Linked DNA regions of Mus musculus: regions 1, 2, 4, 5 and 6 are each linked to region 3. Evidence: chromatin loops called from intact Hi-C (ENCODE). Cell type or tissue: heart. All regions are shown on one strand.

What was found. Peaks named below come from ENCODE experiments on the same cell type or tissue, not always from the same donor. Only the 100,000 strongest peaks of a DNase experiment are listed, where the experiment ranks them.
Region 1: a loop joins it to region 3, with 4 times the contacts of the local background. A loop is called at or near these places in 24 of 42 quality-filtered maps.
Region 2: it touches region 3 in a loop (4-fold over the local background); 14 of 42 quality-filtered maps call a loop at or near these places.
Region 4: a loop joins it to region 3, with 2.2 times the contacts of the local background. A loop is called at or near these places in 16 of 42 quality-filtered maps.
Region 5: it touches region 3 in a loop (6-fold over the local background); 36 of 42 quality-filtered maps call a loop at or near these places.
Region 6: a loop joins it to region 3, with 2.9 times the contacts of the local background. A loop is called at or near these places in 24 of 42 quality-filtered maps.

The regions. Positions count from the first base shown.
Region 1 is chr8:119,840,630-119,845,629 of GRCm38, forward strand. No RefSeq gene overlaps it. Among named protein-coding and RNA genes, the nearest start is that of Cotl1, 2.6 kb to the left of the region's middle. In heart, a CTCF peak has its summit at 3,028 (motif pointing left); DNase peaks (open chromatin) are centred at 672 and 4,222; H3K4me3 peaks cover 897 bases; H3K27ac peaks cover 1,166 bases; H3K27me3 peaks cover 235 bases.
Region 2 is chr8:119,925,893-119,930,892 of GRCm38, forward strand. All of the region lies in intron 1 of Usp10 (ubiquitin specific peptidase 10), which reads left to right. Among named protein-coding and RNA genes, the nearest start is that of Usp10, 18 kb to the left of the region's middle. In heart, CTCF peaks have their summits at 814 and 2,014 (motif pointing left); no DNase peak of the experiment used is centred here; H3K27ac peaks cover 168 bases.
Region 3 is chr8:119,696,437-119,701,436 of GRCm38, forward strand. It overlaps Atp2c2 (ATPase, Ca++ transporting, type 2C, member 2), which reads left to right and starts at 3,573. Exons shown (of 27, transcript NM_026922.1): 1 at 3,573-3,821. The coding sequence starts at 3,729. In heart, a CTCF peak has its summit at 2,723; a DNase peak (open chromatin) is centred at 2,715; H3K4me3 peaks cover 1,508 bases; H3K27ac peaks cover 1,633 bases; H3K27me3 peaks cover 3,889 bases.
Region 4 is chr8:119,746,183-119,751,182 of GRCm38, forward strand. Atp2c2 (ATPase, Ca++ transporting, type 2C, member 2) reads left to right here. Exons shown (of 27, transcript NM_026922.1): 16 at 1,432-1,533; 17 at 1,973-2,129; 18 at 2,842-3,012; 19 at 3,591-3,688; 20 at 3,779-3,829; 21 at 4,978-5,000. Among named protein-coding and RNA genes, the nearest start is that of Meak7, 30 kb to the right of the region's middle. In heart, no CTCF peak of the experiment used is centred here; a DNase peak (open chromatin) is centred at 2,270.
Region 5 is chr8:119,777,128-119,782,127 of GRCm38, forward strand. Meak7 (MTOR associated protein, eak-7 homolog) reads right to left here and starts at 1,289. Exons shown (of 8, transcript NM_028883.2): 1 at 1,233-1,289. In heart, a CTCF peak has its summit at 2,421 (motif pointing left); DNase peaks (open chromatin) are centred at 1,334, 2,404 and 4,574; H3K4me3 peaks cover 1,854 bases; H3K27ac peaks cover 1,945 bases; H3K27me3 peaks cover 790 bases.
Region 6 is chr8:119,853,019-119,858,018 of GRCm38, forward strand. No RefSeq gene overlaps it. Among named protein-coding and RNA genes, the nearest start is that of Klhl36, 6.8 kb to the right of the region's middle. In heart, a CTCF peak has its summit at 2,924; a DNase peak (open chromatin) is centred at 4,953; H3K27me3 peaks cover 448 bases.

The DNA of each region.
Region 1 (5,000 bases), 140 kb after region 3:
TCGCACATCCGGCGGCCAATCCCAGTCTGTGCGGATTGCGCAACTCCGCGGAGGGCTGGAGGGGGGCCCTTCCTCCTCGTCTTCCCTTCCTCCGCCTTCTTCCCTCCCCACTCCGTGGGCCCCAGCCCCTCGCTTCTTCCACCACCTTCTGTGTTCTCCGATCTCGCTCTCCTTCCTCCTTCCCTCTCTCCTTCCCTCCATTCCTCTCCTTCCCTTACGCCGTTGTTCTCCTCTTCTTTCAGCCTCTACCTTGTTCGCCTTCTCATCTCTCCTATTTATCCCACCCCAAGCCCCTTTTCCCTCCTCCCTAAGGCCTCCTTCCTCCTTCTCCTCTGCATCTTCCCTCGAATCTTCTTATTCTCTCTTCCTCCCTCGTTCCCTCTACCAGTGAGCTGGGCTGCAGAGCTCTCCACCCCTCCCCCTCCTTCAGAAGAATAACTTAAGTCAGCACTCAGATGAGCCAGGCTGGCCAAGGCTGGCGCCCCTAACCCAGTGTTTGTTTGCTCTTTGGATTTGGAAAGGGAAGAAGTGGAAAGAAGGAAGCATTTCATTTGGAAAGAGAATCACTGTTGACTTTGTAGCCTGGCTATCTGCAGTCACGTGGGGTGCTGGGGCGGGATGGGGCGGCATCCTTAACCCCCTTACTGGGTCATTCATTCACTACTCCTCTACCATCTGTCCTACCGGCAGGTGAAAGGCTGGCCCTGGAGGCCCAGCTCTAGAACTGCTTGTAATTCTCAGCCCCGAGCCATAGGGCAAGCTCTGAAACCTTATCAAGAGGACTGCTCTCTCCCCGTGGTAAGACGAGCCTCAGGGAGCCTCAGCAGGTGCCTTCAGCCTTAACTGAAATGATGTACAGAAACCAGGGCGGGCATCAAAAGAGGTCACTGTTGGTTTGCTATTGACTAAAACGGATCATAGACAGAAACTGAAAAGATCTGGAACATGTATAAGGGATAGGAAAACCCTTAGGCCTGAAGGTGTGGCCCAAAGAGCCAGCATCTGTGAGGTCCCAGGTTCTCTCTCTCAGTACCTCACCTTAAAAAAAAAAAAGAAAAAGTCTTGACACAGTACCTCACCAGGCAGCTCAGAACTCAAGAGGTTAAAAAAGAAGGGTTATACATTGACAACCAGGCTGGGCTGCATACTGGTTTCCAGGCCTGCCTGGGCTACAAAATAAGACCCTGTCTCAGATTAGGAGAGATGGTTTATCCTCTGCTAGAGGACTTTAGATTCTTTCTCAGTACCCATGTCTGTAATTACAGCTCCAGGGGAATCTGATGTCCTCCTCTAACCTCTGTAGGCATCTGCACACGCACACACACACACACACACACACACACACACACATGCATACACACACACTACAATCTTTAATACACACATATAACCACACTCTTTTATACATGCACACATACACACACATGTGTACACATACACATGCATACACACACACCCCACATACATATATTCGAATAAATAAGAAGCATAGTGATAGACACCCATTATCCTAGTACTTGGGAGCTGTCTGCAAGAGAATCAAGAAATTCAGGGTCATCCTGAGATGCATAGATAACTGAAGCCAGCCTGTGCTACATGAAATTATCTCAATACAAACTACACACACACACACACACACAATTGGGGCAAAGCTGCCAAGAAAAAAATACTACTTTCCTCAAAATGAAAAAAAAAAAAAAAACAAACAAAAACAAAACCCCATGAAAACTTTTTTCCACTCAAATCGCAAAGACATGTGTGACCGGCCAGGTTCAGTGGCTATCTGTGTGTGTCCCTCCCTTATGACCTTGTGAAGCAGAGGACCTCAGATGCTTTTCACCTTGTCTTGTCTTGTCAGTCAGGGTCTCTCACTGGCCTGGAGCTTACCAAGTCTGGCAGGCCATTCAACCCCAGGGCTGCAACTGCTCTCCAACCTCCCCAGTGCAGGGATTATAATAAGCAGAGCCACTGTGTGGCATTATTTCTTAAATGTGAGTTCAGGGGTTCAGATCAGGACCTCATGCTTCCATGGCAAACACCTTGATGATTAGGTTATTTTCCCCTTCGTGTGTGTGTGTGTGTGTGTGTGTGTGTGTGTGTGTGTTTTGTTTTTGTGTTTGTTTGTTTGTTTGTTTGTTTTTTGAGAAAGGGTCTCATGTAGCCCAAGCAGGCTTCCAATTTACTATGAAGCAGAGAATAACCCTGAACTGTTGGTCCAGCCTCCACCTCCCAAATGCAGGGAGTACAGGTGTGTGCCACCAGGCCAGGCCTTCAGATGACCTTAGAGACATGAAAAGGTTCCAGAGAAGGGCATCAGACCCCCTGGAACTGAAGTTGCCGGGGACTGTGAGCTGCCTGACCTGGGTACCGAGAACTGAACTTGGGTCCTCTTGAAAAGCAGCAAGGGCTTTAACCACTGAACCATCTCTCCAGCCCCTGTTGCTTGTTTCCTTGATTAGTTGGTTTGGTTTGGTTTGGGGGGTTTTGTTTTGTTTTTGTTTTTGTTTTTGTTTTTAAGACAGTGTTTCTCTGTGTAGCCCTGGCTGTCCTAGAACTCACTCTGTAGACCAGGCTGGCCTCAAACTCAGAAATCCACCTGCCTCTGCCTCCCAAGCGCTGGGATTAAAGGCGTGCACCACCACTGCCTAGCAAATATATTGTTTATTCTTAAGACATTACTACCAAAGACCCAAGAATGGTGGTACATAGACTTTAATCCCAAGACAGAGAAGGCAGACTGATCTCTGAATTGTAGGCCAGCCAAGGTTGGCTAAACCTACATAGCAAAATCCTGCCTACCTCAAAAACAAAGGAAAGGAAGGAAGAAAAAAAGGAAGGAAGGAAGGAAGGAAGGAAGGAAGGAAGGAAGGAAGGAAGGAATTACTATCAATAAAATGAAGTCAACCTTACAGCTTCTAGCTCTACCTTCTAGGCACCATGGTGTCAATCACCTAAGTGAGTAAACGGAATTAACTCCCTGGGGCGGCAACTGTTCTTTCTGCTCCTTGCTGAGGGCGCCCTCTACTGGGATGAACATGTAAAAGGTTTGTTTGCCAGGGAACCGTAATTCTAATTAGTACAAACCCCATCTGTCTGCTCAGCTAAGGAAACATCAATAAAACAACTACATACAAGATGTGCTGGGCTCTAATCCTTGACCTCAGTTGGAATCCATAGAATTTCACAACACACAAAGTAATCTGGCTGGGTGTGGTGACCTGCACCTGTAACCACAGGACCCCAGAAAAAGAGGCAGGAGACATATATTTCAGGTCAGCTGAATCTACAGAATAAGTTCCAGGACAGCCAGAGAGCTACAGAGTAAGATCTTCTGACAAAAATCAGGCTCAAAAATCTAGTCCCCAAGAGGCAGAGAATGGAGGATCAGGAGTCCAGGGTCATCCTTGGCTACACAGCCAGTTTAAGGCCAGCCTGGGCTACCTGAGACTCTGTCTCGAGACAAAAACAAGAACCAAGGGCTGGAGAGATGGCTCAGTGGTTAAGAGCACTGGTTGTTCTTTCAGAGGATCCCTGTACAATCCCCAGCACCCATTTTACGGTAAGCAATCCTTTGTAACTCCAGTGTTAGGGTTTCCGGCCCCCCTCTGGCGTCTAGAGACATCTGCACACATGGTATTCACAAACTCATGTAGACACACACACTCATACATAAATAAAACAAACAAACAAAACTTTAAAAACAAACCAGCAACATCCATTGTAATCCACTGCTGTATTTGCACCCCTGCAGAAACCTGACAGACTCATTTTCCTTGAAGCTAAAAATTGAAAGAAAAAAAGTTTCTCCTCTGCTGACCTGCCAGGTCGCATAGCACACACCCGACTTCCCCAACACCCCCCCTCACCCCACCCCCACCCCCGGCATAGCATACATCCAATTCTCCCTCCCTCGGCAAAGCATACACCCGACTCCCCCCCCCCCAGCCCCACCTTGGCATAGCATACACCCGACTCTCCCTCCCCAGGCAAATGCTGCACCTGGAGACAGGTGCCTCCCTGGGAAGAGATATTTATAGGCAGGGCTATTTATAACCTGAGCTGATCTCACCAATTGTCAACGCTTTACAAAGAGGCTCTCAGGAATGTCGGAAGGATTAAGCTGCCTAAGTGGGAACTGAAAGTACAGTCTTGGGGCTCTTGGCTGTTGGCAATGTTACTTATGTTCCACTCCGACGAAGCCCAGGGTGGAAGCCCAAGGGTTGCACAAAGGTTAAGGTTGCGTATTGGTAAGGGCTGGGCAGGCGTCAGCCCCAAGCCTACCTCAGAGTCTTTTCATGACATTTGACATGTTTATTTTATGGGTGCATGGGTGGAAGGCACGTGGGCATGCTCCAGGGTGCATATGTGGAGGTCAGAGGACAACTGTGGGAGTCAGATCTCTTCTTCCACCGTGTGGGTCCTGGGGATCAAACTCAGGTCTTCAGGCTTGGCAGCAAGCCCCCTTACTGGCTGAGCCATCTGGCAGGCCCATTTCAGATAACTTTGAAATAAAATAAATAATTTGTGTTCTCCCTGAAATGTGCCCCTCCTCCCACACACACACAAAATTTTTTTAAAGTGTAATTTCTTTTTTTTTTTTGGAGAGGAAACCATATGTCCATTTATTGGCATCACCAACCATGAACAAGACAGGTGTTTTGTTTTTGTTTTGTTTAGTTTTTCTTTTGAAATGAGGTTGATTTCAACCCCTGTAGCAGGTGCCCACATGGCTTCACTTTGAAGATACAGCTCTCTACACTTCAGGCAAGGACCATATTCCTTTTTCGCAGATTTTATGCAGCTGTGGGAAGTCTCCTTGCCATTTGCTTTGAAGCCTGTCTTTGAGGAATCCTTTACATAGATCTAGTAGAATCCGACGTGGCAGAGTCCCACCTGCTGCCGGCACATTATCATAACATCTAAAGAGGGGCATGGTGAGATGACTCCTAGGATGCTATGATATTGGGGGCTCAGCCAGCTGCAGGATGGTCAGACCTGAG
Region 2 (5,000 bases), 230 kb after region 3:
GAAGTAGCTCCTGCCCTTTGTAACATTCACCAGCCTGCAGTTAGCTTGCCTTGTGACAGCCATTGAGGGTTGATGTCCTGAGTCTTCAGTATCTGCTCACGTTATCCTCAGTCTCACCAGTTCACTTGGGGGAATTGTGACATCAGTGAAACTCCCGGCTTGCAGTGTCACCTTCAGGTGTCCCCCAAGCTATCACACCACTCTCTCCAGAGTGTGATTTGTCTAGTGTGGCTGTTACTGAAGCCAGTTAGCATCGACCTTGAAATGTGTAGCAACCCAATGCATTTCCTTTGGGTACAACTCAGTCTGAGGCTTATTACTACCGCCCTGTGTGGGACAGTGGTGACACTGTCCCCCTCCCCGCACCCTGGGAAGCTTGTGCGTCCCATGTGAGCGGAGCTGCAGGCAGTTGGCCTTACCTTACTCTCTGACTTTTTTATGGTTTGTTTTTGTTTTTTTCCTCATACACTCTATTTTGATGTTTTTCTCTTCCCAGATTCTCTCCACCTCCCTGCCTATCCAACATCATGTTCTCTCCCCCTCAACCCCCCAACAAAAAAACTAAGACAAAAACCACAAACAAGCAAACCAGTCACAGAACTTGTTCTGTGCTGACCAAGTCTGCCTAGGCACGGGGTTGAGTAGTTGGTGGACCCAGTGACAGACACTCTGGGGAAAGTGACTGCCTCTTCCCCAGCAGCTACCAATTGTAAGTGGTTTCTTGGTTAGTGTAGGCTTTAGCATCTTCCCCTTTTTTCTTTTTGAGACTTTTTTCCTGTCTAGCCTTGGGCTGTCCTAGAGCTCCCTCTGTAGACTACAATGGCCTCAAACTCAGAGCCACCTTCTGCCTCCTGAGTGTGCATGTGCACCACCACTGTCTAGCAGACCTTTTTTTTTTTGAGACAGGGTTTCTCTGGATAGCCCTGGCTGTTCTGGAACTCACTTTGTAGACGAGGCTGGCCTCTAACTCAGAAATCTTCCTGCCTCTGCTAAGATTAAAGGCGTGTGCCACCACACCCAGCTTCTAGTAGACTTTTTAAATACAATTTGTAAATCATTTTTATTTTATGTTCATTGTTGCTTTGACTGCATGTATGTCTGTGTGAGGGTGTCAGAAGCCCCAGCTTTGGAGTTAATATAGATGATGTGAGCTGTCATATGGGTGCTGGGAATTGAACTGGGTCCTTTGGAAGAATCAGTGTTCTTAACCATTGAACCATCTTTCTAGGTCCCATCCCAATATTTGTTTGTTTTGAGACAGGGTTTCTCTGTGTAGCCCTGGCTGCCCTGGAACTCACTCTGTAGACCAGACTGACCTCTGACTCAGAGACCTGCTGCCTGCCTCTGTCTCTCAAGTGCTGGGATTAAAGGTGTGCCACAGTGCCTGGCTTACTTCCCCTTTTCAGTGCTGGCCTTTTTTCGATTAAGGTTTAGAGTGTTGAGCAGGTAGGTATTGGTGTGATGTGTGCATGTCCATGTTTCTCTCTTTTCTTGTTTATGCTTGTGTTTTGCTTGTGTTGTTTTGTGTTTGCCATGCTTGGGGCACAGCATAGAGCCTCATCAATGCCAGGCACCCCCATCTTCCCACCCCCACCTCCCCAGTCCTACCCATGGCTTCCTACTCCTAGTCAGGCCCAGGAGCTCTTGTAGTTGGTGAGAAATCTGGAGCTTTGGCGGGTGAGCTCGTCCTCTGCAGAGAGGCTTTGCTCCCTCACAGCCTCTGTTGCCTCACATGATGGCCCTGACCTCCCAGGTAGAGAGGCTGCTTGCCTAGCTGTGCACTGCAGTGGGTAACTGTCCGGTTTGGTCATCTCCCTTGATACTGAGAACTACTGAAAAGAGCAAAGGGTTAGCTGATTACTTGTTTCAGAGCCACCTCATATTACCAGGGACCTTTTCAAAAGGTAAAGAGCGTTAATTTAGGTCAGCCAACACACCCTCCGTTGAGTTTCAGTAGCCCCTTTGGAAGCTTAGAGACTGAGGAATGCTGTTCTCCAGTGCCCCCTAGTGTCACACAGATGGCAGTCTTCAAGTGTCCTGTGATACTGGTCTGCACTCTGCAGTGAGCCTGGGTCACCTCTCCGCCTTCCCTGGGAAGAGAAGATTTTTGAGCAGAATGTCTTGTCTTGGTCTTTCTTCCCTGTCTTTTCTTAAATTTGTAAATCCTGTCTTCCACTCCCAGGAGCTTTCTCTGCCTTTTGCAGTTTATCAGCATATTGTAATTTCCCTTTTTACCTTCCTAGAAATGTAAACTGTTAAAATGTGTCCGATAGGAAGCACTCTGTGATAATGGTAAGGCCTTTTCAGAACGACCCAGTATTTTTAATTTAGTTAACTTATTATGTGGGTATTTTGCCTGCACAAGTGTCTATGGACCACGTGCTCTTCAGGAATCAGAAGTAGAACCCCCTGGGACTGGAGTTACGGATGCTTGTGAGCCACCTTGGGGTTGCTGGCAGTTGACCTCCAGTCGTCTGGAAAAGCAACCAGTGCTCTCAACTGCTGAGCCATCTCTAGAGTGATCTCTCAATGGTGTGCATGGCTGTAAAGCCTTTAAAAGGGATGGCATGTGATATCTGCGCTTAACATGGTCCATGAATCATCCCGGGAAGTTCTAAGTGTTTTTTTCATATTTATTTTATTTACACACACACACACACACACACACACACACACACACACACACAGTGTTTTTGCCAACATGTGTACCCTTGGAGGCCATAAGAAGGCATTGGATTGCCTGGAACTAGCGTATCCAGTGCACCGATGTTAGAACCTCGCCTGCTGGCTTCAGCTACAAAACCGAAGCAAGACGTTGTATATGTTGGTGTAATGGCTCACTGAAATACCTCATGAAAATAGATCTCATGGCAGGGGGATGTGCTGTGTGCGTCTTGATGGGATTCACTGATGCACAGGAACCAGTGGGAAGGGAGGAGTCAGGATGGAGTTGCAAGCAGCCCTGCTGTCTCCTTGTCAGTCACCAGATGATGTTTGGTGTGGCATAGCTCCAGTTAACAGGCCCTACTGTGTCCTTTGATGGATTCTCAGCAGGATATAACTGAGGTCTTCACCACACACACAGTGGTGCCTGTGCAGCAGTGGATTTACGCATGACCTGTGAATTCTGTTCTTTATACCCACACAGTTTCCCTTTTGTATTTTGAATTTTGAGATGTGGTCTCTACACATCCCTGGCTGTACAGGAAGTCACTCTGTGGACCAGGCTGACCTCAAACTCAAGAGATCCACCTGCCTCTGCTTCCCAAGCGCTATACTGCCATCCTATACTTAGTTTCTGTCTTGCCTGCATGTATGTCTGTGTAACAGGTGCATGCCTGGTGCCCATGGCGGCCTGAAGAATGTAATGTGATAGAGACAGTCAGACAGTTGTGTGACATCACACAGACATAGGGAATTGAACTTCAGGAGTATCTTCTCTTAGTCATTGAGCCATGTTTCCAGCTCCTAGTCAGTTTCTTGAATAAAACATGATTTAAAAAGAAAAATTCTAAAATAGTACACCCTACTAACAACACTACCAGAGCTCTGTCAGACCCGGCTAGGTCATGAGTCCAGAGCTTTTGAACAAATATGTGCATTTTTATTTCGCATCATGTGTGTGCGGGGGTGGGCTCTTTGATCAGCAGTTTGTCTGTCTTTAACAGGCCCTCTTAGGTGGCCTTGAACTTAGATAATCTGATACCCATCTTCCTCTTCAGTGCCTGGATTAAAGGCAAAGGCCACCATGTCCTGGTATGAATTATTTGCAAGAAAAGCACTCTGGCAGACTTTTTCAAGTGACACCAAATAAGGAACCAAGTGAAAAGTCCAGGAGAGATTGTCACCTGATTCTCCCTCCAGGAGGGAGCCTGGGTTCTGCAGTCAGACTGCACATTTCCAAGATTTAGCCCTTTCTGAATTAACCATTTCTTTTAAAAAAAAATGGATTGTATGTGAACAAATTAGAAAGTGTGTTTCCAAGTGAAATGTAAGTGAACATTTCTGAGCTGGAGAGATGGTTCAGTGGTTAGAACCCTTGCTGCTCTGGTGGGTTTAGCTCCCAGCACCCACATCAGGCAGGTCAGAGACACCCATAACTTTAACAAGTCACACTGATTTAATTCTCATCCATAGATATCTTTCCTACATTGTTAGTAGTTAGTTAGTTAGTTAGTTAGTTAGTTCTTATCCCTAAGAGGACCCAAAAGGCTTTCTGAGTGTTGCTTCCCTTGAGAGGGAGGTGTGGTCTCTCTGGTGTCTCTGAGTTTCATTGGCTTCACTGTATCCATCCCTGTCTGTCACCATAGTTCTCTTAATGGGATTTAGAAACTTCCCATAGATGTCAGGCCCGCGTGTGCTTTACAACTAACCACACCCCTGCTCCTTGAGGATGTTAACTATACGTTGAGTAACATATTTATGGGATGGAATTCTGTGGAAGTAAGACGTCAGCATTTAGTTTCTTAGTTTTTAAAACCTCCTGGTTGCTATATACATCGATTCTGCCACTAAACACACCAGTTGAAGTTTTTAATAAGTGATTTGAGTTTAGTCTGGTGTTCACCATTCATACTGTGGGTCTTCTGTTTCCTTCTCACACACTGTTCTGTGAGTGATGTTAATATAAGCTTTCTCATACTGTGAGCAATTGGCTAATGTTGCAGTTGGTAAGAGGCTGAGTTAGAAAGCATTTCATGAGAAAACTCTGGACTGTGTGGGATCTCAGTGTTTCCACCGTGACGTGACGGCGGCCCACTGTCAGCTTGTGGCCCAGGACATGTGTGCACTACGGGAGAGGACAGCTTTGTCTTCTGTCCACTGTCAGCTTGTGGCCCAGGACATGTGTGCACAACGGGAGAGGACAGCTTTGTCTTCAGGGTTTGCCATGGTTTTAGTAGACACAGCTCAGTAGCCTCAGGGTGGTCTCCTTGTTACTCTTCCCGCCAACAGCGCTTTTGCATAATAAAAGAGTATTTTCTACTTACTTGGTTATAGGA
Region 3 (5,000 bases):
AGAACATGGTTTTTGTGCTTAAAATCTCACCCCGAGGGGCTGGAGAGATGGCTCAGCAGTTAAGAGCACTGACTGCTTTTCCGGAGGTCCTGAGTTCAAATTCCAGCAACCACATGGTGGCTCACAACCATCTGTAATGGGATCTGATACCCTCTTCTGGTGTGTCTGAAGACAGCTACAGTGTACTTACATATAATAATAAATAAATCTTTCTTTTTTTTTAAAGAAAAAAAAATCTCGCCCCGAGAAAGGCTCAATGTTACATTGGGTAGCCATCAGCCAGCTAATAGACTTTCTATTGGCTTAAGCCCTTCTCTAGTGAACACATCACAGCAAGGACCCCGTCACCCGGGCTGAATTTACTCCTGGAGGCTTACAGACAGTGCAGCTATGAAGATCTTCACTGCAGATAAGGACCCACCCTCTGATGTGATGTTTAATATGCTAGGGTTTACAGTCACCATGGAAACAAAGTTTTGGGCCTCTCTATGAGGGATTATCTAGGTTAACTGAAGTAGGGAAGAATCAGGGTCTCACACTGTAGCTCAAGACTGGCCTCTAACTCTCCAGTGCTACCACACCTACTCCCGTGGTTGTACTATTTTGTGTGTGTTGCTAACACGCAACTGTTTGTACAAGAATGTGTCACTTCCTGCTTGTTTCTACCACTTAAAAATGTGTCTCCAGAATTCCTCTTCAAAGAGGGTACCTGTGTGCAATGCGCCTTCTTTGAGAAGGACACCTCCTGGGAGTGCAGTTTATGACCAAATAAATTGCAGGTGCCTTGAGACTGTGTGAAGCCTGCTTTTTAAGATGCATTCTTTGGGGGCGAATTCACAGAGAATGAAAGGACTCCACTTTCAAGGAGAGAGTGAAGGGAGTTGACCAGGGTGACCTCACTGGTTGCTCAAGGTGTCCAGAGCAGACATTTCAAGAAAGGCTACATGCTTCTGACTAGGCCCCGCCCTTGGCTCAGCTGTCAGGGCCAGCTCCAAACTGCACACCCCAGGGGCTCCCAGGTGGGGTGGCTGTTTTGTCTGAGGACATTCCTTAAAGTGAGTTCTAGAGTCTTCCAAGATGAAGAAAGACATGAAATAGAACCTGTCAAAGGAAGAATCAACACCCTTGGAGTCTGTAGGGGTGACTGTGGTATGTCAGATGACAAGACAAGAAGAGATGCTGAGGACATCTGCACAGGAGCCCAGCTTACTCCAGATCAAGGTAAAGATGAAAGGCAGAGAGTATTCGCCTCAAAAAGCCAGCATCAAGCAGGAGAGAGGTGGGGAGAGGCCAGCAGGGCACACTAATGTGGGGAGAGTGGACTCAGAGGGGCAGAAAGGAAGGAATGTCAAAGCCCCTCTCTCCATGTCCAATCAAATGGCTGCCAATAGAAAGCCCGGGACCAGAAAGTCCAAACTTAGAGTTAGCTTACAAACAGCACACTTCGCACGCAGCTCACAGTGCTATGCATGGAGAAGGCCTGGGAACGTGGCCTGCAGGGCAGCGATCAGGGTTCAGAAATAAAAATCTAGCAGAAGCGTGTCCGCCAGCTACGTTTTCTCATCACAATGCAAACCTTAGTCTCCCAAGCCTGAGTGTGCCCACCCAGTCACCTCCAGTCGCCGTGCTGATCTTTCCATGATCTGCTTCATTTGGGGGAGTGTCCCGTGACATCTACCACACAGTGTCCCCTCTCACATTCTGCTCATTCTCATGCCTGCCCACAAATTCCAACTTCCACACATCCAGCAGGAGCACGGCTGTGGTGATGGAATCCAGGAGCCTGAGCTGCGCAGGGGAGGTGTTAGCTAACCAGCCCGTTGCTGCTGCAGCCGGAATCTGGTGCCATCAACAATGCCCCGGGAAGGTGAGAGGCTCCTCCTCACCAGAGCATCCTTTCTTAGAATCACAGGAGGCAAACTGCAGAAGACCCAGGAGAAAACGGAGCCAAGTTCCCACGTGTTCTCCACAAGAACCACAGACTCTCCTGAGAGCTCAGGTGCCCGTGCCAGGCAGTGGCAGAGACTTCTCTCTGCACAAGCACGCACCAGCAAAAACAGCAAGCAGGTCCTGGCATTTGTTCTGGAAGTTTCTCTTCTGCGCCCACAGAATATGTTTTTACCCTTCTCTCAGAGACTCAGCCCATGAGGGGACACCAGTGGGCTTATACTCAGCCCACAAGGGGACACCTGGCTTATACTCAGAGCTATTTCTGCTCCTGAAGCTCCCCCCACTTGCACACAGTGGGTCTCTACTCTCTCAGTGTCTACCCTGCAGGCCCTCCACGCACAGTAGGCAGTTCATCCTATTGCTCTCTCAGGTCCTGTCTTCCTGCCATGTCCACATCTTTGGAGGCAGTCTCTCAAACCAGCTCTCTGGTGCTGTTTTCCTCTGGGATGCCAACTCACCTCACGGAGGAGTAAACTGAGGTGGAGAGAGGAGGGTAAAGTCACCCAAGGTCACACATGTCTGGAAGGACGTGGCCTGGACTGCAAAGCTGAGGAAGTCCAGTTTCCCTCCTTTTTTTTAGGATTGGGTGGGGGGCGGGGTGAAGTCTCCTGCTGGGGGAGGGGCCTCACAGCGGGAGCAGGCATCGTGGTGGGGGATGGGCGGCAGGATGATGGAAGTGCTTTGGCTTTGTTAAGAGAGAAAGATGCAGGGGGGACATGAAGCCCACTAAAGCGTCCAGTCAGGTTGACTAGGACGGCAGTGGCCACCGCCTGGGGGAGCCAGTGAGGCACGTGGTAACTATTTGCGCAAAGGGGACAGGTTAGTCGAACAAACAAATATGCAGTCAGTTGATCAACTGCCAGAGGTCAAAAGTAAACCCAGGATGGGGCATGACCCAGCCTTCTCCAGGGCCACCTCTGCTCCGTGGAGCTAGGGACCCTGGTCCACCTAAAAAGCCATAAAAAATCCCGCTCAAGTTTAAGAGTGAAATTGAAAATTGAAGCGGCTTAGTAGGGCTCCCGTAGAGGGTTTTCCTTGTAGCTTTCCAGAGCACGCACTGGGCAGCCCGAAGTGTAGGACACCCCTCTCCGCGTTACAGGGTACCAGTGTGCTGCCGATGCAAACACGCTCTGTGCTGAGCCCTTCCGGATCACACTGTTTTCCTGGATCCCCAGTTTTCCTGGGACAGGGGGTGCTGTTCTGATCATTAGAAAGAGAGGAGTGTGCTCTACAGGTAAACATATCTTCCACAAGTGGCTGTGGCACCCCCAGTTTCCGTACTCCCAAAGGCGCATCTACATAGGTGTAGGTAAGGCTGTCTCAGCTTTCTGCTCTTATTTCAGTTACAGATGCGACCAGGTGGCTCAGAGAGGCCAGATGATTTGACTGGCCCCGAGCTGCTCTATCCCAGGTAAGGCTTTTAACTCAGGACTTTCTCCCTTTCAGGCGATTCTTATGCTCTGGCAGGTTTGGACAAGAATCAGAGCTCTGAGACCACACAGAGGCTTCCTGATCCTTCCTGAGCCGCTGCGGCTGACCCTTGGAGTTTGGGGTCCTGGCGCCAGCGGGGCGGGCCAGGCGTGCAGAGGGCGGAGCTGCTGGGCCCTGCCCAGGGGCGGAGCTCACCTGGGGACCAGGTAGACAGCTCCCCGGCAACCTGGCCGCCCGGGAAGCCTGGGCGCGCAGCAGCCGCGGCCTCGCTAGGGCCCCAGGGACGCGGGCAGGGACTGCGACCAGCCCCACGGCCGGCTGTGGAGCAGCCTGGACACCAGTTCACCATGGGGAGACGCCTCAAGTTTCTGCAGAAACTGGCCTTCTTGGGCCAGAACCACCGGTACAAGGCGCTGGAGAGGGACGAGGTGGAGACCCTGGTGAGTCTGGGCGATTTGGTATGAAGCGTGGAATTAGATCCCACATTTGTCCCCTGGGACTCTGTATCTGACCCCTGGGAACCCGTGGATCACTGGACTCTGAGATTCTTCTCAGCACCTCAGTTGACTCTGAAAAGAACCTAGCTTCGAAGTAAGCAGCTCCACCAGGCTCAAGGCGCAGAACTCAGCAATTAACTTGGTTAGGCCAGCCCATTTTGGGACCGAGAAACTAAGGCCGGTGCTCTTTAAGGGCATGGAGTTAGCAGGCCACCTAGCCAGAAGTTAACTTCGTTTTCTCCGATTCAGGGGAGTTTAAACTCCTCTACCCAGAGAGACAGCTGCGTGAACTTTTACAGAAAGGCTGCCGGGATTGAAAGGGATGTGGACCCAAAACAAAAACAAACAAACAAAAAAGCCACACAAAATCCCGCTCAAGTTTAAGAGTGAAAATTGAAATTTGAAGCTGTTTAGTAGGGCTCCTGTAGAGGGCTTTCCTCCACATCAATGTGGTTTTTAAAAAGCTGCTCTGAGCCAACGCATGGTAGCACATGCCTCTTATCCCAGCACTTGGGAGGCAGGGACAGATAGATCTTTGAGATAGAGACCAGTCTAATCTGTATAGTGAGTTTCAGTCCAGCCAGAGCTACACAGAGAAACCCTTTCTTAAAAAGCAAACCAGAACCCCACTCTGAATGGTATAATGTCTTTGAACCTTAAGGTAGCTTCTGGGCTAACCTTACAGAGCTTCAGTGCAAGAAGTTTCTCTACAGGACCAACAGCCATAACGTTGTTTCTGTGACTCTGATGGTGCCGTTGGGGTCCAGCCAGCACAGCTCCCCACCCCTGCCAGCTTTGTAAAGGCTGAGAGTGGAAACTCACAGCACACCCAGAACTCCATGCTTGTCCATGGGGAGCTGAGACCTGTGCTCTTTAAGGGCATGGAGTTCTCAGGCCACCTAGCCAGGGAGTCTTGTCTTGCCGAGGGGGAAGAGGGTCTAGGTTAAATTTGTAACAACAGAAGATGTTTTGTAATATTTCAATTTTATTTTCTCCCAAGGAATGCCATGGTCAAAACACTTGATGGTGTGGTTTTTAGATAACTATACATTTGTTTACAAAGGTTATTGTATGTGTCCGCGTTGGTGTTGATGTAAGAATTCTGGTCTTAGGGCTGTGAAC
Region 4 (5,000 bases), 50 kb after region 3:
GGAAATACAGAATGGGTCACAGCAGGAGGTAGTTCTAAATACCAGCTAAGGTCACATAACCAGATATAGAAACAAGGGTCATATGTTCTGCCGTGCTCTGTTAAGAATGTGTGTGTGCATATACACACATATATTAAGCAGATATTTGTGTTTTCTTTTCTTCCTTTTTCATGTCATTATACTGATTCTAACAGTTCTGTTCCTATAGAGAACACTGACTAGCACACACGGGTGCTGGGGATTTGAACTCACGTCCTCATGTTGGCACAGCAAGGCCTCTCACCTGCAAAGCCACCTCCCCAGGCCTAGACATCTGTCCACCCCTCTCTTACATCACCTTCACAATTTCATTACTTAGTGTTAGGTGTTGAGAACAGAACCCAGGGCGTTGCGGCTGACTGAGCCACACTCCAACACTAATTGAGTTCATTGGGTTTGTTCTAAGTAGCATGGTGACCCCCCAAACAGCCACGCCCCTGCAAAGCCCACTCCAACATGAGTGTGACATCCTCTGAGCTTCAGAGGTAGAGCCCACCCCTGATCTGGTATGGCCCCTGCAGGGAACCTTCTGCCCCTTACATAGTCTAGCATGTCCCCTCTGCATCTGGGGTGGGGTTGAGGAGGTAGCTAGAATTCCAGATGAGTAGGTAAGGGTCAGAGGCCTGCCCTACCCCTCTTCCTGAGGCAATGTCAACAGGTCCCATCTTGAGGGTCTCTTGGGATGAGTGACACTTCTTTGATGAAGATGCTGATGGCTGCCCTTCTCAGAGGACAGCATCGCTCACTGCTATGGGGGCTGCAGGCATATCTGTGCTTTGAGGGGGTGGGGAACTCGTTCCAGGTATGGTGGCATATGCCTTTAATCCCAACACTGAGGAAAAGAGCTGGGCAGATCTCTGTGAGTAAAAGGCCAGCCTGGTCTATAGAGCAAGTCCCAGGCTAGCCAGGACTACAATGTGAGGCCCAGTGTCAGTAGGGGACCAGGGTCTTCGTGGCTGCCTCTTTCCCCAAATCACCCCCATGTCTACCACTGTTACTGGAATTTTGGAAATTCTTCCCCTTCCAAACACTATCTCTAGTGTATGAGATATGCAGCTAACACCAATTTACTTTGGAAAACTGAGTTTGACCTGGTGAACAACAGGCCCCAAAGACCACACAGTGATGGCCCTGCAGGCCCCAGGCCACACCTTCCCAAATGTCTTTGTTCCCCAGAAGTTTCTAAAGGAGCTGAAGCAAAGGCTTAGTTCTGGGACCAGAGAAAAAGAAATTGTTTTCCCCGGGTGAGACCTCTGAAAGCAGGCAGGCAGCCTTCCTTCCCATAGCTACTGCCTGGGATTCTGTCGTTGGAACGCTGGTTCACACAGACAAAGCTTAGCATGCAGCCTGGCTCTGGATGACTCCCTGATAGCATCCCCTCTTGCACCCCAGATGAACTTAGGCAGCATCAAAGATTCCTATGTACGGAAAAAGGAAATTCCCTTCAGCTCAGAGCAGAAGTGGATGGCAGTCAGGTGCGGCCCGAAGAGCGAGGTAAGCTTAGCTTTTGTTGAGACAAGTCTCACGAAGGGGCCCAGACGAGCCTGGAACTCGGGGACCTCCTGCCACAGTGTCTGACAGGAGCACACTGTGCCTGTGATGCCATTCTCCCCTCAAACCAAAATAAGGCACAAGGGGAAGGGGCGTTTTGGGGGTGGGGGGTGATGCCCTACACCTTCCAGGAACTTCTAAACAGAAAGATGACAGTCATGAACTGGGCATTCTGACCCATGGTGGTCACAATGGGGACCCTGATCCAGCCACAATGTATTGGTCTCAGGCTCCTCCTAGCCTGCATTGTAAAGTCCAGGTGTAGACCCGGGGCCCTATGTGTTTTGGGGGTTCTGGTAAAGGCTCTAGTATGAGGCAGCTGTCTATGCAGCAGGAAGCACCCAGTGACAGTGGGTGGATTCTTTTCCCTTTTCTTTTCAAGGATGGGGAAGACATTTACTTCATGAAGGGGGCCTTTGAGGAAGTGATCCATCACTGCAGCATGTATAACAATGGGGGCATCCCCCTGCCTCTGACACCCCAGCAGAAGTCCTACTGCCAGCAGGAAGAGAAGAAGATGGGCTCGCTTGGCCTGCGGGGTTGGTGTCATGTCTCCCTCTCGTGCTCACTGGGGCTTGGAGTTTGCCTGTAGTGCAGGGGCGGGCTGACAGCAAGGCCCAGTGTGAACCTTCACAGTCAGGATGGACCGTCTAGTCACCCAGGACCCCAGCTGATCCAGGCGTGGCTTGTGTCCTGGGAGCATCGCTTGCATGTTCTCTAGGGCATAGGAAGTTTGTACGGTGAACTAATTTCTGGCACTCTCTCACTTCCTGCCTTCTGCCACAAGAACCTAGAACTCTGACGAAGGAAGACCGGTCATTTCCATGGCCACTTTGAGGTTTCCTTGGCTACATGGTCAATGTCTTCCCCATCAGGCTGGTGTTAAAACCCCCGTGCCATTTGCTGCCCTGTCCCTTGATGGAGAAAAAAATCTGAAAACACTCTGTAATACTTGTATTTCATGAGGGCAGGAGAGGCAGTGAACTAACCCTACCCAATACCTCCACCTCCCTACTCGGGGACAGATGGGTGAGCGCCGAACCCGTGGCAGGCAAGGTTTTGTCCCGGATGCCTGTTCCACAGCTCCCAGGGGCTGCAGCTGGACAATCTGCCTTGTGTGACCTAGGTTGTTGTCCACACCCATCCTTCCCTGTCTAGAGCGCCTGTGTTGCCCCAAGAGACACAGTAGGGCTTGCTAGGGACAAAAGATGCTCCCCAGCTCCCACCAAGCTGTCCTTCTTTCTCTCTCAGTGCTGGCCCTGGCGTCTGGACCTGAGCTGGGGAGACTGACATTCCTGGGTCTCGTGGGCATCATCGACCCACCAAGGGCTGGTGTGAAGGAAGCGGTCCAGGTCCTCTCTGAGTCTGGTGTGTCGGTTAAGATGGTGACAGGGGATGCTCTGGAGACCGCCTTGGCCATAGGTAACCAGGGTGAGGGGCAGGGAGGGAAGGGGCCTCGTGCCCAGTGTTCCCTGCTCCGCCTTGTGTCCGAAAGGGGAAAAGTCTACATGTAAACGGTGGACCTACTATGTATTTAGAGGCTTTGCAGCTGTGATGTCAATGCACAAGTGACATCCCACACCGTGTAGTTCCAGTCTGGCTTCCTCCATTGGCTGGGCATCTTTGACAAGCCATAGGACCATCTGATGCTTGAGTCTCTTCATCAGCAGTGGGCCAGCAGGCCTCCTCTGCCTCCTCCCATCATTATGGTTTGGGGCAGTCATGTTGATTCTGTCCCACTAAGGTCTGGTGCTGTGAAGTCACAGGCCAAAGTATCGGGGTTGGTCATGTCAGGTGCCAGTAATAACCACTTCCCAGAAGTGTGGCCTCAGGGAAGCCAATTCTTGCATAGCTTCCTTGTCGTGGGTATAAACGTAGGTTCACCGTGGTTATGTCAGACATAGTGAAGACGGGCTAAAGTCAGTTTGTGTCAAATGCCGGGAGGGTCAGGGCCACCGTTCAGGCCCGGGAGCCACTCCTCAGCCCTGACTCTCTCAAAGGAAGAACCATCGGCCTGTGCAACGAGAAACTGAAAGCTATGTCCGGGGAGGAGGTGGAAGGCACGGAGCAGGGTGCACTAGCAGCCCGAGTGAGGCAGGTGGGTTCCCCCCGGGGGGAGACAGGGCAGGGATGGAGGGGGTCCTCCATCGCCCATGTCCACTGATGGCTCTTTGACTCCCTATGCCAGGTGTCTGTGTTCTTCAGGACCAGCCCAAAGCACAAGGTTAAAATCATAAAGGTAACTGGGCCAAATGACAGGGGCGGGCCGTCCAGGGTGGGACCATCCGGGGTGGCAGGCTCTCAGCTGGCCAAGCAACAGGATTGATCCAAGGGGCAGGCTACTCAGCTGGCCTTGGCTGTAGCTTTCTTCTCTCGGTTCTAGGCAGCTGCATGTATCCCATGGACCCATCCCCACTTATAGGGCAGGATTTGCCATCACGTGTTTAGCTACCAAGGATGCTGGGAAGCACCATCTCTCCTGGGATAGGTACTTCACAGCTAAAGCAGGAGTGGGCCCTATAAAGGTGGTTGTGGGAAAGCCAGGGTCCACTGACCACAGACACTGGAAAAGGCAGGGGGAGCTACATGCTGTAAAAAGAAAATATTCAGGTGGCCCACACGGAGCTGGCCTGGTTTTTCTTTGTCAGCCAGAAGCCTGTGAGTCTCAGGCCTTGCCCCACATCTGTTCCTGGAAGTTTGCTCAGCTCTCTGGTAGCTGCATTGTGTCCTTTGGGGGATGTTTGGGGGGGGGGGTCTGGGTTGTTTAGGTTTTAGTGCTAAAGAATTTATAGTGGCTCATGGCTGTCATCCCAGTATCCAGAAGGCAGAGGCAGGAGGATCATGAGAGCCAAGATAGCCTGAGCTACATAGAAAGATGCTATTCAGAGAGAGAGAGAAAGAGAGAGGTTTATATATATGAATGTGGGTACACATGCGCCCCAGTGCACGTGTGTGTAAATCACATGACAACCCGTTGAAGTCCATTCTCTCCTACTGACCATGTGGGTCCTGGGAATCACACTTGGGGCATCAAGACTGGTGACAAAGCTGCTTTGCTTGATGAGGCATCTTGCTAGCCCCAACAATATTGGCTTAGTTTACTGCTAACAGTGCCTTTGACGAGCCACCTGTGTTGTCCTAGTTGGGGTCTCACGGCAGCCCGTGAGGCCAGGATGGTGACTGTCATTTGCTTTGTAGATAAAGTAACTGAGCTGAGTAGTTCAGGGCCATGCTCCTGCAGTAGAGCCACTGTGACTAGGCCAGTTAGCCCCGGCTTCTGGAGGATAGGTGGTCTGCTGCCCCATGGTACAACAGGGAGGACGCCAGAAAAGGTCTAAGAGTGCCCTTGGGCCACGTGTGAGCCTCCACCGCCTGCTCTTCACACAGGCGTTGCAGGAGTCGGGGGCAAT
Region 5 (5,000 bases), 81 kb after region 3:
GCAATCTGTCAGCTTCCCGGAGAAAGGTCTTGCATGTGTCAGGGGCAGGTTCTGTCCTCCATGGGGACACCTTGGTCCATGGGGTAGCTTTCCCCTGGCAACTATGTCCACCTTTCTTAGGTGAAGACATCTTTCAGTGACTGTAAGGTCACTTGTAGCAGTGAGTATCAGCCTTGTGACCCAAAAGAGACACTTGCCAAGGATCAAAGCCATTTTTCTTATCAGAAAGCGGGGGTGGGGGGGTGGGGGGGATGTGGAGAGACCCTTTAAAGGTCACCCACAGCCCTGACCATTCTCCACACAGGGCCTATGAGCTCTACAGTCTCAATCCATACACAGGTGGCCATTCCAGACAGTTTTTGTATAACAATGGGCTTTCCCACCTGGGCACAATCAAGGGGAAGCCTTTGCCCGACCAGATCCAAGTCTCCTGAACCCACCAGTGAGCTTCCTTGAACATTCCAGTCTCCGCAACAGTCTATCCTCAACACTCTACTGCCCCTAATAGCTAAACACGTCCTTCCTCCTCCCCCCAACCAGGTGATCCATTTCGGGAGGGGGCCCTCTCCCCAACAGTGAAGTCCCATCACCAAGTCACTAACCCATGGTCTTAAAAGGAGTTTAGCTTGCCGTGCTTTAATAAGCTTGGGTGAATCGTTTAACATCGCCACCTGGTTCTGCTTTCCAGAAACCAAAGACAAACACAGATGGACCCTGGAGAATAAAAAGGGCTCCTTGTGTCACGAAGAATGTGGCGAGCCAGCTCTTTGCAGCCCCAAGCTCCTGGTGGCAGGCTGGAGTGTGCCTCGGACAATTTCCCATGGGGCCTCCAAGAGATCGTGACACACTGTCTGGTTCCTGGGGTCAACACCCCATCAGAACAGCCACACCAAGCCCATGTCCAAGTCCTGGAGCCTACTGGGTCTGCAGCTGGCAGCCCTCCATCTGTCCCAGCCCCCCTCAGGAGTGCAGGCCAGGGCACCTTCCTCGCCTCCCCCTAAATTGGTTTTGAGCTTGCCTCTGAAGGAACTCTATTGGGTTCGTCTCGGAAAACAAGGCAGGCCCACGGATCCCTTCAGAGCCCAGCTTCACCCCATCCCAGGCACTCTCTGCTTCTCTGACAGTAGCCTGAGACAGTAGCTTCCTTGGGGGCTGCTCAGGCCACCCCGAAGGTCTTCCTTCCTTCCTTGAGCTATGCCCAGCCTCGCCCGGGCTCCCTCCCTCCGGCTCACCAGCCTTGGTCTACAGGGACCGAGCTCCTTCCGGTACGTCCTGGGCAGCAAGGTTGCCCGGGTCGCCCAGCCCTTTCCCTAGCAACGGCGCTGACGGACGGTCATGAGCACCAATTGGAAAAGGGCTACTGAGAGGTGGAGCCCGAGTCAGATCTTAACCAATGGGATTGTAGTTCACGGGGAGTGGGCGGAGCCTGGGATCGAAGAACTGAGCCTGTAACAGCGGAACACTTGGGGATGGTTGACAGTTGCTCAGGTTCTGCAAAGGCTGAAGGAGAACTTGGGCTTTAGGAGGTGCTAGGAAGCTGCTGAAGGGCTGGAAGCGGATCAGGGGGTTTAAATGCAGGGAGCGGATAGAAGGGAGCAATGTGGGAGGCTGGGAACAGGGGCACTGTGAACAGAAGGCCTGAGCTGGGACTCGCCCCCCAGAACTAGGGTGGAAAATCTGACCTCCTTACCTCCTGAAGTCCATTGCGTTAGCCAATAGAGCACTTGACACACAGAAGCAGATGCCGGCCGGTCTTGTCCCCAGGAGTGGGATAGCTTGCTATCAGCCCTACCGGGCCTTTTCTGGTGTCGGAGACAGACACAACAGAGGTAGGTCCCAGAATTCTCAGCAGAGACGAACCCACTGTCGCTGCCTGCAAACCCCACCGTCCGAGTGGCACAGAGGAACTCCTCCCAACCCCCCAAAGTAACAGAAGCTGCTGTCTGAAATTGTAGCTGGAAAAATGACACCAGAGGCCGGAGAGGTGGCAGAGTCCTTAAGAACACTTGCTGCTCTAACAGAGGACACAGGTGAACCCACACTTCAGCTCAGGCCTGCTTGTAACTCCAGTTCCAGGGGATCCGACGCCCTCTTCTGGCCTCCAGAGACATTGCACACACGGTGCACATAAAGCAAAACACCACACATTATTATTAGTATTATTAGTATTATTATTTAATTATTGTGACACCAGCCCGGCTGAGTGTAGTGGCATACACCTGTAATCTCAGCACTTCAAGAGGCTTAGACAGGGGCATTGCTGCAAGTTTGTGGCCAGCCTGGTCTACACAGTGAGTTCCAGGCCAGCCTGGGATACAGAGAGTGGAAGTTTTGAAAAGGCGAGTAGAAGAGAGACAGCAAAAGAAAACGGGCAGCTAGCTCCCCCTAGTGGATTGAAGTCACATGTCCACCAGAAGCCATCTGCCTTTCGCTCAGCCAAGCTCCACCTAGCGTTTGTTCCCAACATTCCACGGCCATCTTAACACCAAGACACCTTGAATTGACTTGATCCCCCACCACCACCCTCCTATGAGCCCCTAGGAAAACGACCAGTCAGTGGGCAGAGCCTCGAGCTGAAGTTGGGCTACAAGGGCCATCATGGAGGAGTGAGGCTGAGGCAGCCAGGACAGCCTTTGAGTCCTCCAGGGCATCATGGGTCACCAGTCTGTGACATATGAAAATGTGTCAGGCTCCTTTCCTCCCCTTAGTGCCTACTCCTTCATTCAGTTCCCACCTGGCATGTATAAACTAAGGGGAGAGGGTAGGACGGAGGTGTGGCTGTGGATATATGCTGCAGGTTGGGCGAGTGACATGGAGAGGAGCTGAGGTTCAGGGGCTTCTAGCAAGAAACCAGTTAGGTTATAAAGATCCAATTGGATGTCTAGGGTTGAGAGTTCATCCAAGCATGCTACTTTCCCTGTCACGGCTCAACCACCTTTCCAGGCCTTTCATAATGGGAAGCCAGGGCCCTATGCTGAGTTAGGGTTCAGAGCGGTTAAGTGATTTTCCCAGGAACACACAGCTGGGACAGAGGCAGTCCTGGTGCCAAACTGAGGGCTCTTTCCATTGTAACATGACATGGTGGGTTGGCAGTCATTTCCAGAGAAGGGAATGCTCTGTGGGTTTGGATTTTTGGAGCTCGTAGCTACTGTCACATCATATGCCACAGCATGTATGTCAGAGGACAGCTCGTGGGAGTTGAATCTCTCCTTCCACCTTGTGGGTGCCTGGGATTGAACTCATGTCATCAGACTTGGTGGCAAGCTATTTTACCCACTGAGCCTGACCCTGTGGTTTTTCAGTGTTTGCTGTTGTTCTGAGATGAGGTGTCTCCAAACTTTAAGTCCTGCCACCACCTCCCGGGTGCTGGGATGACAGGCGTTGTTCAGCCTTGCTTCTAGAGGTCCTGTGAGATCTCCCCGCGGTGAGTAGGGGACTCACTCGAAGTGTCAGGAACCTCTGAGAAAGGCATCTGAGAATGGCTCAGTCCTGGGATTCTCCCACTCTGAAGCAGGTAACCCAGCACGGACATCTTTCTGCTGGGCAGAGCCCTGGCAGGAGAATTCTGCTACGTAGGACAAGGATCACAACTCAAGGTATCAGAGCCAGGTGTGAAAACTGTAGGGAGAGGTCTCTTTCCCTGCACCCTCATTCCTGGCCGCTGCCTGCATATGTCTTACTGCTCTGCCCACTGGACCACCCTGCCTGGCCGGCTGCCATCCTAACTCTGTGTCTAGTGGCCAGAGCCACCCTAACAAAACTGTCACCATGACAACCCTCCCTGAAAGACTCTCAAGGCTTCCTTCTGAGGTTCATAAGATGCCCCTCCCCCTTTTTTTCAAACTCACCTGCTATCAAATTTCTAATGTCAGCCAGGGCTGCCCTCCTCCCTTCATGACAGTCAGCCTCAGCTACTGCCTGGAACTCCTCAGCCTTTCCTTGCCCAGCTCCCCCCTTGAGCCAAACAGTCTCACACTGCCTCAGTCAGACCTTCCCATTCCGTGACCCCTGAGCTGTCTTCTGCGTCTCCATTACCTCTGTGACTGTTTGGTCTGGCTGTACTTTCTTATCTATTTCCCATAAAGGCACCTGTCAGCCCTGCCTCTGTCCCCTCAGCAGGTGCCAGCACCTAGCCATCAGGATGTGACCAACTGCTCAAAGTGAGACAGGCACGCCTGCTGCCTAGAGTTAGTCCATGAAGGGACCTTTGCAGTAGGAGCCAAATAGTGAGAGCCCATTGGCTTCAATGGGAAGCCACCAGCCATGTGGAATCTGGGAGCATAAGGCCAGCAGGAGGGGACCAAAGCAGACCATGAGGTCAGAGGCAGAGGGAGACCTGGGCCAGGCTCAGACAGAGCAAAGTTGCATGCTCTCAAAGATGGCTCTGCCTTAATCCCTAGCTCCTATATGCATGTCACCTCCCATAGCCAACGACCTCTGTGGATGGGACTGAGTCCAGGAGTGTGAGTGTTTGCATATGCTCAGCCCTAGGAGTGGCACTATTGGGAGGTGTGGCCTTGTTTGGAGTGGGTGTGGCCTTGCTGGAGGGGGTGTGGCCTTGCTGGAGGAGGAGTGGCCTTGGAGTGGGTGTGGCCTTGTTGGAGTGGATGTGGCCTTGCTGGAGTGTGTGTGTCACTGTGGGCATGGGCTTTAAGACCCTCATCCTAGCTGCCTGGAAGCCAGTCTTCTGCTAGCAGCCCTCAGATGAAGATGTAGAACTCTCAGCTCCTCCTGCACCATGCCTGCCTGGATGCTGCCATGCTCCCACCTTGATGATAATGGACTGAAATCTGAACGTGTGAGCCAGCTATAATTAAATGTTGTCCTTATAGGAGTCGCCTTGATTGTGGTGTCTGTTCACAGCAGTAACACCCTAAGACAAGGACCTAGAGATGAGAGCATCTCAGGAGAACCCAGCTCCTGATACTGTGAGCATAGAGGAGGGATGGTCAGAGTCATCCTTGTCTATGTGAAAAGTTCGAAGGCAGTGTGGAATGTAA
Region 6 (5,000 bases), 160 kb after region 3:
CACCCATCTCAAGACCGAGCTCCTCCTTGCTGGCAGGTCAAAGCTGAGTTCAAGTTCCCAGGCCCAGGAACCCAACTCGTATCCTGTTCTTTCAGATGCTTCCAGTTGGTCTGTTAACCAGTGAAGGAAGGCTGTCAACAGGGAAGATGCTGCCGTTCCGTTATCCACGCTAAGGCACACGAGTCGTACGCGTGCTGCTCATCTTGACTTAATTGACTGTGTGCGGCTTGCCCTCTCCTTGTTCCCTCACCATTCCAAATTCCAGGGCCGCATCCAGGAGGGGACCTGAACACAAAAGCTGAATCAGGACCCTGAAACCAGGTGACCCGGATAAGTCACCAATGTTAACTTCCTTGTTTAAACCTTGTTTCAAAATACGATGGGCCAATGCAACATCCCACCCTGATCCCCCTTGCTTTGCTTTTCCATCCTATAAAAATGTTGTACAGTCTCCCTTTGGGGACGCAATTCGGGGAGGGGCCTAACTGGCCACCTCCCTGAGCGCCCAGAAAGTGAAACTTCTATTTTTAAGCTTCTGTCTCTGAAGTGAGTGAGTTTTCTCGGCTTCCATCCCGAACCCAACACTGTAACTCCAGTCCCTGGGAATCTAAGGTCCTCTTCTAACTAAGCCCACGCTAGTCTAGGGCTCGGTTGCTATGATTGGTTAAAGCTGGGTCATGTGACTAAACCACAGTGGTAGCTTCCTCTCTGGCAGCTCTGGTTGCCCTAATCTGGGCAGTAGAAACTGAGGCAGGGCCTTCGAATGCAGATAAAGTTGGGTGGGTTGGGGACAACCCAAGTTGTCCGTGTCCCTCAGTGGTGACGGCTTGACTTGAGCACTTAGGATACTTTTCCTTCCCTGTCACCAGCCCCACACAGCCCAGTCAGTGTTTCTTGCACTTTCCAGATTAACTGAACTTGAGCCCTAAAATCCCAGCCCCCCCCCAGCCCCCCAACCCCCCAACCCCCGCTCAGGGAGGGCTCGGGTGAAGGAATGAAGGGGTGGGGGAGAGGGGGTCAGACTCATTGTTCCCAGCAAAAAGGTGCTTCCACCAGAGGCCAGCCTCAGCCTGTCGCCAAAGGAGTGGAGCAATAGGAAAGGCCCCCAGGTCGCCTGAGCTCAGCTAAGACTGCAGGAGGCCTGAAAGGGCTGAGGCCACCCAGGCTGTGAGGGCAGGAGGCCATTCTCCTTTGTTCTAAATAAGTCAGAGACTTGTGAAAAGAAGAGGCAGGTGCATGGCTTCAACCCAGGATCGGCTAGGGCTTGGACAGCGGCCTCTAGCCTGCTGTGGGTTGTGGGAAATGAGCCTGGAACCTTCAAAGTTGGCGCTGTGATTGTTTGTTTGTTTAGAAACAGAGTCTCACTATTGTTGAGTAACAGCCCCAGATGATGAGGAGTTAAGTCAGGTTGTCCTGAGCAATAGTCCCTAGCTATAAAGAATGGCTACAGAAACTGTATACCAGGGTATCAAAAACAACCCACCCAGCTGGGCAGTGGTGGCACACGCCTTTAATCCCAGCACTTGGGAGGCAGAGGCAGGCAGATTTCTGAGTTTGAGGCCAGCCTGGTCTACAGAGTGAGTTCCAGGACAGCCAGGGCTACACAGAGAAACCCTGTCTCAAAAACAAAAACAAACAAACAAACAAAAACCAACCCACCCTTCTCCTGCTGTGTTCAACTTCATCCCGGGAGAGGGTCAGGGCCCCTCGCTGTTCTGATAAAGCAGTCGCACGCAGCCTGTTGAACTCTAGTTTGTCTGCTTCTCTGTGTCATTTTTCCTACAGTCGTGTGTGGGACAAGTGGAACCATGCCAGCAGACAGAAAACTGGGAAGGTCGAGCAGATTGAGAAGCCACGGCAATTCTCATGATTGAGAAGAACAGTGGGCATTTGAATTTGCTCTCTACCTGGTCCCTGTCCTGGAGCATGCAAGTGACCACCGTGACACCTAGTCAGATAGTGTAGAGCCCAGAATTCTTCACGCTAATAAGGTATCTAGATGGGCCACCATGAGGGTTCAGCTAATAAGCTTCCCTTCCCAGAAGCATTTCTTCCTGCAAAAGCTATTTAATCTCTGGTCCACCCTGAGTAAGTTATATGCACCATCTTCCTCAGGAATGAACAGTTTGGACAAGCAAGGACTGTCTTTGTCATCAAGAATCACTATGGGGCTGGTGAGATGGCTCAGTGGGTAAGAGCGCCCGACTGCTCTTCCGAAGGTCCGAAGGTTCAAATCCCAGCAACCACATGGTGGCTCACAACCATCCGTAACGAGATCTGACGCCCTCTTCTGGAGTGTCTGAAGACAGCTACAGTGTACTTACATATAATAAATAAATAAATCTTTAAAAAAAAAAAAAAAGAATCACTATGGAGGCAAGCCATTGTTAATGAGCTGTGCCACAGAAGGTCCCTCTGCGCTCTGGACACTCACCACTGAGCTAAGCTGGACTCCCCACTGCCCCCAGGCTATAGCTTACCTCTAACATACATGAAGCCTTGGGCTTCATGCCCACTACCGAGAAACCAGAAGTAATGGAACACCCCCTGTATGCCCAGAACTGAGGAGGTGGAAACAGGTAGAGCATATCAAGACTGTCTTAGTCAAATGGCAAGGTGGAAGACAGACTGAGCTAGAGAGCCCTACCTCAGAAAAAATATTTTCTCTGTAACTGGCCCAAAGCCACACAGCTAGCTGCCAAGTGGCAGAACGAGATTTAAATAGAGCCAACCTGACTTTATGCCATGGTCATTAAGGCCTGGTATACTGAATAAGTAACTGGATAAGTAACCAACAGAACTAGATGCCCGGAGGTTCAGCCAGGACAGCCTGCGGAGTTGGCCCAGGCCATGGGGGAGAAGAGGAGCCAGGCCAGGCATTTCAAGGGGTCAGGATGTAGATGGGCAGCTCCTCCTGCAGGAGGCAGGCTCCTCAGAACCCTGTGCTCTTGCCTCCCTCAGTTCCCAGGGAGCAGGGCCAGCTCTGTCCTTCCTTATCTCCTCCGATTGCAACAGTGCTCAGCATCTGTCTCCCGGCCACTTGAGATACAAGGCTGACAGCATTCAGCCATTTTTGCCCAATACTTATTGCCCAGCTGAGGCATGGTCCATTCTTTCCGGAAGAAGAGAGAAGACCACCTCTGATTCCACAACACCTGAAGAGAAAGCAGCCAGAGTCCCACCCCCAACAAGCCAGCCAAGAGCCAGTGACTGGACTAGAACCAGCAGAGGAGCAGCTAAGCAGCTGAGGAGGTATGAGCCGCATGCTTGCTTCTTCTAAAGAGGGACAAGAAGAAAGCTTTAACTCTACAGTTAGAACGTAAGAGATCTCAGCCTCCGGGATTATGCAGGGCAGGAACTTTGGGGTAGGAGAGCAGAGGTGAAGTTCACAGGGCCTGTTGAGAGCCCTGGGGAGTATGTGTCAGTACAGCCTGATGCTCAGTTCCAAGAGTCCCTTTGCTACCTCAGAAGTGGGGGGGGGGGGGAGGTAGTGCAATGATCAATTAGCAATGTCTGCCATGGAAGCAGACTAGGAAGTGGAAACCTGGGTATTACATACTTACTGTCCAGAGTGGCAAAAACAGTAGGAAATTATTAGCAAGTAGCAGCTCAGCTAAGCAGAGTAACAAACACCTGTAATCTCATTCCTTTAGAGCCTGAGGCAAAAGGACTGAATTCCAGGCTGGCTTGGGCCTCTTAAGCCAAATAATAATAGCGGTAGCATTTATTAAGCACATCAACTGTACTAGCATGTGTTCATGTCTTCTTGCCCCCCCCCACTTAATTTATTTTATGTATGTGAGTACACTGTAGTTGTCTTCAGACACAACAAAAGAGGGCATACAATCCCACTACAGATGGTTGTGAGCCACCGTGTGGTTGCTGGGAATTGAACTCAGGACCTCTGGAAGAGTAGTCAGTGCTCTTAACCAATGAGCTCTCTCTCTCTCTCTCTCTCTCTCTCTCTCTCTCTCACACACACACACACACACACACACACACACACACAACCTGCTGCGGATATGGGTATGGCCCAGTGCTATTCATGTCTGTTTCTATCCTTAAATTACCCCTCAGAGGTGGATGCCACAGTCCATCCTCTAAAAGGTCTGTCCACTGAGGCTTTTTTATACCTGTGTCATTTGATGTTGTACCCCAGGCTCTAAAATACTACCTAGCCATGCAGGCACTTAGTTAAATGTTTGCTGAGGAGTAGTTGAATTTCCATTTTGCAGATGAGGAAACCTAGATTGTAGAACAGTAAGTAACTTGCTCCAAGTAAGGCAGCTGCTGAGGGCTACTTTAGGGCATCATGCCATATAGAACTTTCTGGAAGGACAGAAGCGCCCTGGATTCTGCACTGTCCCATATGACAGCTACTAGCCACATGTGGCTACTGAGGACTTAAAACGTGGCTACTGCGTGGGAATCTGAATTTATAATTTTAGATAAGCCTTAACTAATTAAAGCTGACATTAGAAATAGCCACCGGTGGCTGATGGCAGCCACTCTGAATAGCACGGCTAGAAGCTTAAGAGTTTGATCCCCCAAAGACTAATGCCAGATTCCAGAATGTAAAGTGTATGCAAGGTCAAGGTTACCCTGGCTTTAGGTTCCACAGGGGAGGAGAGGGGTTGTTAGTGAAGGAAGGTTCTAGCGAGTGCTTTTGCTGTCCTTATGTCACAGCAGTCTGTGAGGGATTTTCTCCAGGTTGTAAACGGCTGTGATGGGGGATCTGGGCTACTGATGACAACCTGCTCAGCTGGGAGAGAGTTCAAGGGTGGCAACCTTGAGGTCCCGAGTCCTCAAACCTTAGTCTTTTATTGCCTAACAGAAAGAGAAACATTGTAGGGAGCCATGCCAGGCTGTGGGCACTACCAGCGGGTGAGCAACCTCGGTGGTAACATGCTGGAGTTGGAATGTTCATTCACTACGCACACAGCAGCTTCAGTTCCTCCTTCAGGCCTCTGCACAGGCTGGTTGGTGTCTTCCTACCCCTC